Regions from separate parts of the Mus musculus genome. Here region 2 is linked to region 1. A link is a loop called in an ENCODE intact Hi-C map of the cell type or tissue named here. Cell type or tissue: gastrocnemius. All regions are shown on one strand. Region 1 has its middle 340 kb from the start of Gm20268. Region 2 has its middle 110 kb from the start of Gm20268.

The links. Hi-C counts contacts between places; a loop is a spot of excess contacts. Peaks named below come from ENCODE experiments on the same cell type or tissue, not always from the same donor. Only the 100,000 strongest peaks of a DNase experiment are listed, where the experiment ranks them.
Region 2: it touches region 1 in a loop (7-fold over the local background); 10 of 42 quality-filtered maps call a loop at or near these places.

The regions. Positions count from the first base shown.
Region 1 is chr1:100,812,694-100,817,693 of GRCm38, reverse strand. No RefSeq gene overlaps it. Among named protein-coding and RNA genes, the nearest start is that of Gm20268, 340 kb to the left of the region's middle. In gastrocnemius, no CTCF peak of the experiment used is centred here; no DNase peak of the experiment used is centred here.
Region 2 is chr1:101,046,629-101,051,628 of GRCm38, reverse strand. No RefSeq gene overlaps it. Among named protein-coding and RNA genes, the nearest start is that of Gm20268, 110 kb to the left of the region's middle. In gastrocnemius, no CTCF peak of the experiment used is centred here; a DNase peak (open chromatin) is centred at 1,951.

The sequences.
Region 1 (5,000 bases):
CTTGCTTCAGGTCACAGGTTCCCTAAATCAGCAGATAATGCAACTCTCACCTGAACTTCAAGGTCCTTGGCAGATGCTTCTTCTACTGTTGTCTCTATACCTTCACAGAATCATGAAACTGTATCCTAAAATTTTTCTGGAAGTTTCTGCAAGTCAAAATTTCTGTCATAGACAACAACCTCCAGACAAATGGCAGCAGCTTGAGAATGAACTGGCCTGAGAGGTTGGTCTCCGAGCAGACTCCTTCCATCCTAACAGTAGTAACTATTTTCTAATGCGCTGAGTTTGTACTAGATGCAGGTACAGTCTATTAGTCTGGACTAGAATCAATATCTAGTTCCATCACATACAATTATGACTTAGCAGACGCTTGATTTGGGACTGAAATTTTTCCTGAAGGCCTATGTGTCATGAACCTCTCCCTAGACTAGCTGGTGTGACCTTTACTGCCAGGAGCCTGATGAAAGTTCCTTAGGTCATTGGGTTCCTTTAAAGGTGGTAGTGGTACTCCAGGACATTAGTCTTTTGGATGTGCTTGCTTGATAAGGTTATAGAAACAAGTTTCATATAGTCAAGGCTGGCCTCCTACTCAATATGTAGCTACAGATGACCTTGAATTTCTAGCCCTCCTGTCTCTACTTCCTAAGAGCTATGATTATAGGAAAGTGCCCAGGCCAGATTTATGGGATACAGGGAGTCAGGTATTTTTTTTTTTTGTATATTTCTATACAAAATATAGAATTCTATCTATAGATCTGTAGCCCAAAACCACACGTGTAAACAGACATTTTCTGTATTTTGCTTCCTAATCATGACATGCATAGTTTTGCAACACATATCTGCCTCAACACAGACCCAAAGACAGAGAACAAACTGACCATGACTAAAAGGTACCAAGCAGAGATTCAAAATGAACATTTTCTCTTTATAAGTTGATTTATTTCATGTATTTGTTTTAGTTACAAAAGGATAAGTAACACGGGTTGTTTCAAAATAGCTTCAAACCTGGGAACAGACACAAAAGTTGTGTGAGAGAGGAATCATACCCACCACAAAAAGGACACGCTAGAGTCACACTTCCTGATTCTGAAACATTCTAGACCCAGATTCAGAAACAGAGACAGGAAAAAATAAAAAAACTAATCACATTGAGTCCTTTGCTTATATCAAGCAACAGACATTTCTTAACACGTAGACTGGGGCAAAGGTCATCCCTACTAAATGAATTTCTGTTTAAAAGAGAATTGATGAGCTAGCCTGCAGTATATTGAGGAAGTGAGATCATCCCATTTTTAAAGGTGAAGGGAAATAAAAAGCAGTTCATTGCCTCTTTTACAATTTATCCAATAAAAATTTTTTTAAAAGGAAGAAAGGAAGAAAGAAAGAAAGAGAAAGAAAGAAAGAGAGAAAGAGAGAGAGAGACAGACAGACAAACAGGAAGGAAGGAAGGAAGGAAGGAAGGAAGGGAAGAAAGACAGACAGACAGAAAGAAAGTTATAAGCCTTTACAGCACACACACACACACCACACACACACACACAACTCTATACTTTTCTTTGCCTCTTTTCACAAAATTGGTTATTTTCCTTAAACATTTTTATCATAAAAACAAATTTTCTGAGCTATTGACAAGATACTGGTGAAAAATGGTGGTCATTTTTGTTGCAGAAGCTATTTCTGTTGCCCCAGTACCATCACCATTCACAGGTGAACACATAAAAATCATGCATTATTCTTGTATATTATTAATGCCAGATATTTGATGGCCTTCATTCTTATATTCCTGTCATATGCTGTCAGGCCTATATAAAATCCAGTCAACCAGTTAACAGACCAGTTAGCCTTTGTGGAACACAATGTATTCTCAGATATGTACTGGGAACTGGAAATTCTGAAGGATCTGTTCACCCTTTACCAAGTATTTACAAAAGTCATAACCTCTTAGACATCAATCATTCAAGTTACTCTGTGGGAGAGTCAACATAAACAAAATATTCCATCTCTTGAAATATGGGTGGTGAATAAGTCAACAATTAAACTCTTGTGGGTCATATATAAGTAACTGCTGTGGCATGGGGATAAAGCAAGGAAGTGACTTAGACAGGGAAAAGTGCCTGGCTATGATTTGTGTTTGGAGAATTATAGTGCCTTAACTGCTTATGGAACCCTGGAATTTACTGTTTGCCACATTTCCTATGGAGTGAAAGAGATAGCACACTGCTTGGACTCTACCACTCCACTGTCTTATTAGTCCTTAGGATCTCCTCACCATGCCATGTTTCTTGTTTTTGCTTCTCAGATCTTTGGGACCACACATAATAGCCATACTCATTGAGCTCTGTCTTTTCACTTTAAACTACACTGGCAATGCATTACATAGTTCCTTGGCTCTCACAACCTCTCCAAGGGATGAATGCTGTTATTTTATTTTCTGCATTTATATGTTCTTTGCTACAAGAGCTACAAGAAGTTTAGCATCAATACACCATCTACACAGTCCAGTTATAGGTCTCTATTTCCTTCAATATTTCTGTATGGTCAACTTAGAGACTTTTCTCACTGTCCTTCCAGTTTACTTTTGTGCTTGGTGTCTCACCACAGGAATAATGATCATAACTACATTACCAATATATGGATGCTTATTCCAGCTATTTGTTTATTGATATAAAGGGTAGTAAGTTAATTTCAAGGGCATATGATAGGAATAGCTAGAAAATGTGGACTACTGAAACAAGGAACCACAGCAGAATACATGTGGAATTATGAGTGAAAAATTACTACTATCTTGTCATGGTTTAATGAAGAAATGATATTACTCATCTTCTACTGAGTCTGTACCAATGGAAATAATTCTTTCATGATTAAAAGAACAATGGCTCATGCCATACATATCAAAATACAGGTCTGGCACCTGGTCCTTGCTGTTGGGGGAGACCCATAGTTGGTCTGCTCCCATGAAAACTCTATATCCCAATCCATCCTAGAGGACCCACTGCACTCAGAGCAGTTAATAAGATCCAGCCACCCCCCACCCTCACCCTGAATCCTGGATCTACTGCTGGGAACCTGGTGAACTTGGGACCCATTAACCACCAAAACACCTGCCCTCCTGAATACCACTCCCCTTTGGTCCATCCCTCCTATCCTTTCTGCCTGGTCCTTGCTGCTGGGGCAGACCCATAGTTGGTCTATTCCCATGAAGACTCCATATCTCAACCCATCCTATAGTATCCACTATATTTAGAGCAGTTGACTCCTAGTTGGTCTGCTTCTGTGAAGACTACATATCCTGATACATCCTAGAGGACCAGTTGCACTCACAGTAGTTGAGGAGTTGAGGACTCTCTGCACTGAGAGCAGTTGAGGATCCCCTGCTGTCAGAGCATGTGAGGATCAGTTGCACTCAGCTGAACAACAGCTTGACTGCTCTACTGAAGATCCAACAGTCTGAAGGCCTCCTGCAAGTTACAGCCAGTGCAACAAATCAGCAGTGTCTCTGCACTTGTGAAGAGCCCCCAGTTAAAAGGCCCCATAGGTGGTTTGATACACTCAGGGAATAAGGGGAGACCCGAAGCAACACAGGGATAAAAGAGGCAGAGTCCATAACTCACCCAGATCAACAAACACCAGATATATCCAGATGGTGAAAGGCAAGCACAAGACCATAAGCAACAGAACCCAAAATATGTGGGCATCATCAGAACTCAGTTCTTGCAACACAGCAAGCCATGAAAACACCAATAGACCTGAAAATCAGAAATCTACCCTAAAATCCTATCTCATGAAGATAATAGAATCCTTAAGGAGGATATCAATAACTCACTGAAAGAAATACAGGAAATCATAGGCAAACAGGAGAAGGAAATAAAGTGATTCAACACATAAAAGTAGAAGTAGAAACAATAAAGAAAACACAAAATGAGGCAAACCTGGAAATGAAAAATCTAGGAAAGAGGTCAGGAATTACAGATGTAAGTATTACCAACAGAATATAAGAGATGGACTAGAGAATCTCATGTGTAGAAGATACAGTTGAAGGGATTGACACAACTGCCAAAGATAATTCAAAACATAAAAATCTCCAAATCTAAAGCATCCAGGAAATTCAGGACATAATGAAAAGACCAAATCTAAAAATAATCAGAATAGAGGAAAATGAAAATTTCCAGCTCAAAGGATCTAAAAAGATCTTCAACAAAATTATGGAGGAAAATTTCTCCAACCTAAAGAAAGAGCTGGCCATAAATATACAAGATGCATATAGAACACCAAATAAATAGGACCAGAAAAGAAAATCTCATCACATAACTATCAAAACACTAAATACACAGTGCAAAGAAAGAATATTAAAAGCTGCAAGGGAAAATGGCCAACTAACATACAAAGATAGACTTTTCAGAATTACACCAGACGTCTCACCAAGACTATGAAAGCCAGAAGGGCCTGGTGAGGTCATGAAGACTCTAAGAGAACAGAAATGCCAGCCCAGGCTACTATACCCAGCAAAACTCTTAATCAACATACATGGAGAAAACAAAATATTCGAGGACAAAACCAAATTCAAACAATATCTATCTACCAACCCAGCCTTACAGAGGATCCTGGAAGGAAAAATCCAACATAAGGAAGATACCTGCACCACAGAAAGGACAAAATATTAAGCATTTCACAACAAAATCAAGAACAGAGAGCCACAGGCACATAAAACCACCTACAAAAACAAAAATGTCAGGAACCAGCAGTCATCTCTCTTTAATATATCTAAATATTAATGGACACAACTCACATATAAAAAGACATAAGCTAACACAGTGGATACACAAACAAGATCAAGCATTTTGCTGCATACAAGAAACACACCACAACAATAAAGACAGGCACTATCTCAGAGTAAAAGGATGGAAAAAAGTCTTCCAAGAAAATGGTCCAAGGAAACAAGCAGGAGACGCCATCCTAATATCCAATAAAATAGACTTTCAACCAAAAGTTTTCAAGCATGA
Region 2 (5,000 bases), 230 kb before region 1:
AATGCATGGAGATGAAATTCATCAAACAGATCATATCCAGTGGAATCAGAGACTGTGCCTGCCAGCATCCTTGATAGGATTATAATTCTGCAGATGATATTTTAGTCAGAGACAGATTTATTATATGCCTTTTGGAGGGCCTAAGAAAGACAACCTTAAAGCTGGTAAATTTTGAAAAAAAAAAAAAAACTCCAAGAGGCTGTCCAGGATAAACAGGAAAATTCATCACAATTTTTAGAATGCCTCACAAAAGCTTTATTACAGCACACCAATCTGGACCCTGAAAACCTAGAAGGTAAGCAACTTCTGATGACCTACTTCTTTTCCCAGAGCTACCCCAACAAAGGAACTAAACTTACAAAGCTGAAGAGGGGACCATTAACTCCATAGGCAGAAGTCTTAGCCCTGACCTCCAAAGTATACCATGTGAGAGATGAGAAAATCTGCAAATAAAAATACCATATGTGGCAAAGGCTGTCCGACCAGTCCTAGCAACTGTCCCCGAATCCTGGTGTTCTAAGACACAGAGACCTGTAGGTACCTGCTAAAAAATATGGTCAACAAGATCATTGGGCAAAAGCCTGCCCTAACTTCTGCAAGCTGGGGGTAGGGTGGGGGTGGGGCATGCCGTAGGTGCATCAAGAGGAAAATTGGACTGTCGATTGCCCTCATGTTACACAGAACAGAGGGACATCACACCCAGATAACCCTCCAACTGATCTCCTAGGCTTGGCTATGGCCAACTGAGGAGGCCCGAGCTCCCCTGACACAACCACTGCCATAACTAGCAGGGTGCCCTGGGTAGAAATCATAGTATGTGGGTGGCCCATCTTCCTCATGGACACTGGGGCCACATAGTCCTGACAGAGATTTGGGGACCCACTTCTCCTTCTCATTTTCTTATTGTTGGGGTAGGAGGACAATCTTACTTCCCTGACCAGACCCCACCACTTAGTTGCATTTTCAGGGGTATGCCTCTCACCCATTCCTTTTTGGTAGTGCCAACATGTCCTGTCCCTTATTCAATAGTCAAACAAACAAACAAACAAAGAGACACCAAAACCTTTGGGTCTCCTATAACTGTCTTCTCTTCTCATAACTTGTCACAGCTCCTAACTTATAAAGGCTTACAGACTCTACCTCTCTCCAGGGTTCTTTCTCTTCTGGTAGTTCAAATTGAAGACCCACATTCACCTTCAAATCATGCCCACTTCTTAATATTTTCAAACGTATTCCTCGACCAAATACTAACCACTCCCTATCTCACCCCTACACTAAAATTTCAGAGGAAATATTAACTTACATTTCACACATATAGGAGGGCACATTGCCTCAGACCATCTATATATGGTATATAGATGGTAGCTTCTTTATACATGAAGGGGCCTGAAGATCTGGCTATGCCATAGTATCAGACACTGTGGTGGTGGAGGCACAGGATCTTCCTGGTCATACCACCAATCAAATGGCTGAACTAATATCCCTTTCCCATGTCTTTAAACTGGAACAGGGAAAAGTCCTCAACATCAACACAGATTCCAAATATGTATTCCATATCCTCATGTCCCATGCTGATATCTGGAAGGAGTGTGGGATACTTAATAAGTAACTAATTCAAACCAAATTATGGCCATGCTAAAGGCCTCTCATCTCCCCACAGCTATTGGGATTATCCACTGCAGATCACACCAAACAGATGAATCTATTGTCTCCAAGGGAAACAACCAAGCTGACAAGACAGCTAGAGCTGTGACCCTTCGGGGCCTAGACTTGTCTCATCCTCCCCAGGACATTCTTACATTACAACCTACATCTCTATAAGGCTGTTGGGGTATAAGGGAAAGAGGGGGATAGAGAAAGCCCACATCCGGCCAGAGTTCCAGTGCTCTGGGCAGGCTGACACAGGAGGACTGTCGGATGCTTTCCACTTGGTCCCCGGTGGTCATCTGGATATGTGAAGCCACTGGACCCCACTCGATGGGGGGTGGACAAGGGGCAGACCTCCCGTCCCATGTAGGTGAATTACCACCACTGGGTTTCACCGGTGTTCACGACCTCAACTCAACTGGAAACCAGCCTGTCTGTGAATAGTCCGTTGCCACACACATCTTTACTTTCACCCCCTGACACAAACCAAATGCTGTCCTATCTTCACAAACACTTTCATCGTAACAGCCAAGCATTGTCTTATTTTGTCAAGACCCAAATACAGCTTACTACTGAGGACCTAAGCTTTTGAAAACATATCATTCCTTCTTGCAAAGTCTGTCAGATGTCTAGCTCCAATTCAAGGTATAGTAGTGTCCCTTTTTTTTACCCATCAGGCTAGAGGTTTCCTTCCTGGAACTGACTGACAACTTGACTTTACCCACATGCCTACTATCAGACATGCCAAGTACCTCCTGGTCTTGGTAGACACCTTCTCAGTATGGGTAGAGGCATTTCCCACAACTAACAAAAGGTCTCAGGCAGTCTCTGATCTCATCCTCTGAGAAATCATGACCCAGTTTGATGTCCCAGTCTCTTTCTAATAAGACAATGGTCCTGCATTTACTTCCCAAGTTCCTCAAATTCTAAGGCCTTAGACATCCCCTGGCAATTTCATATTCCCTACCACCCTCAATCTTCAGCTAAGGTAGAAAGAACTACCCACTCCTTAAAACCCACTCTTGTTAAGCTGTAACAAGAAATTCACCTTGATTGGATAAAATACTTACCTCTGGCTCTTTTCAGGCTATGAGCTGTCCTCATGTGACCTCTCCTCATCTTGCCCTTTGAACTCATGTATGGACATCCAGTCCTAACTCCTGGTCATTCACCTAAATTCTCTCCCCTCCCATACCATCTATCATGGCACTACTTTGCCACCTCCATTCTCTTCTATGGAACTTTGCTGACCACCATCTACCTCGGTCATACACTGTCTATTGTCTATTACCTGTCAACATTGGAGATCAAATCCTTCTATCTCCTCCAGATCATTGGCCCTCACCCCTCTCTCCCAAATGGCAGAGCCCTTTTTTTCCCATTTTTTATTAGGTATTTAGCTCATTTACATTTCCAATGCTATACCAAAAGTCCCCCATAACTCCCCCACTCCCCTACCCACCCACTCCCCCTTTTTGGCCCTGGCATTCCCCTGTACTGGGGCATATAAAGTTTGCAAGTCCAATGGGCCTCTCTTTGCAGTGATGGCTGACTAGGCCATCTTTTGATACATATGCAGCTAGAGACAAGAGCTCCGGGGTACTGCTTAGTTCATATTGTTGTTCTACCTATAGGGTTGCAGTTCCCTTTAGTTCCTTGGGTGCTTTCTCTAGTTTCTCCATTGGGGGCCCTGTGGTCCATTCAATAGCTGACTGTGAGCATCCACTTCTGTGTTTGCTAGGCCCCGGCATAGTCTCACAAGAGACAGCTATATCTGGGTCCTTTCAGGAAAATCTTGCTAGTGTATGCAATGGTGTCAGCGTTTGGAAGCTGATCATGGGATGGATCTCTGGATATGGCAATCACTAGATGGTCCATCCTTTTGTCACACTTCCAAATTTTGTCTTTGTAACTCCTTCCATGGGTGCTTTGTTTCCTATTCTAAGAAGGGGCAAAGTGTCCACACTTTGGTCTTCGTTCTCTTGAGTTTAATGTGTTTAGCAAATTGTATCTTATATCTTGGGTATCCTAAGTTTCTGGGCTAATATCCACTTATCAGTGAGTACATATTGTGAGAGTTCCTTTGTGATTGGGTTACCTCACTCAGGTTAATGCCCTCCAGGTCCATCCATTTGCCTAGGAATTTCATAAATTCATTCTTTTTAATAGCTGAGTAGTACTCCATTGTGTAAATGTACAACATTTTTTGTATCCATTCCTCTGTTGAGGGGCATCTGGGTTCTTTCCAGCTTCTGGCTATTATAAATAAGGCTGCTATGAACATAGTGGAGCATGTGTCCTTCTTACTGGTTGGAGCGTCCTTGTGACGTCTACAGTTGCAAAACTTGAGGGTCTCTCTCATTAAGTCTGTCTCATCTCAATCCTTTCATTCCTTGACCTAAAAATGAATCTTCTACATGCACATTGACCCTAACAGGACCATACTCTCTTAAGTTCTGGAGGACATTGAGACCACTCATTTTGTCCTGTATCACAGAAAATGAGACTCAGCTCCAGCAGCCGAGTTTGACCTCACTGGATTAGACATTGGTTTCTCATCCTCCCCCTAGTGTTCATCTCCATTCAGGCTAGCCCTTTCATCTGGAGATTCAAAATCTTACAAACTCCCAAAGATAACAGTTTCTCCAAATAGGGTCAGGAAACTGCTCTATAGCCTAATTTCAGGAAGTGTTCCAAATTGCTATCATCCCTGTATCTGTTATACCATTTAAATATTATGATGTCTATACTTGTTTTCTCTGTAACCACACAAAAGATTATTGTAGAAAATGGTCAGATGAATATGGGGGCTGCCTATATTGGTCTTGTCAGATACATATGCTAGAATAATGGATCAATCATTTCTTCTATCAACACTGCAAGACAATCTTTTTCTACATAAAAGATCCATGGGATTCCAGGTGGGAGACAGGAGTTGTTGGTTAGCTTTACCATAAAAATCAGCCCAGTTTCCCAGTAAGTATCGTTGATATTCAGAGAAAATATGTCTCAATTGCCCTTCCCCTAGGTATCATAAAAGTAGGGGAGATAAACACTCCTCCAAGGTCCTTACCTCTTTGACATCAACTCTCATAAATGGCACTAACTTGACATTTTGCATTTGCTTCAGACCTTGACCTCAGCATACCAACTCCTGTAAGCTTTAAAGATTGCTGGTTATGTGTAATTCCTGAAATTAACTAACAATTTTCACATACAGTTTTTCCAGTGATCCTGCCAAATAAACTTACCTCACCCTTTGTCAGCTGCCCTGACTCCAATGTTGCCATGACTCCATACCTTAACTCTAACCCTCTTTGGTGTGACAAACTGTTTTAAGAAATCTGGGACTC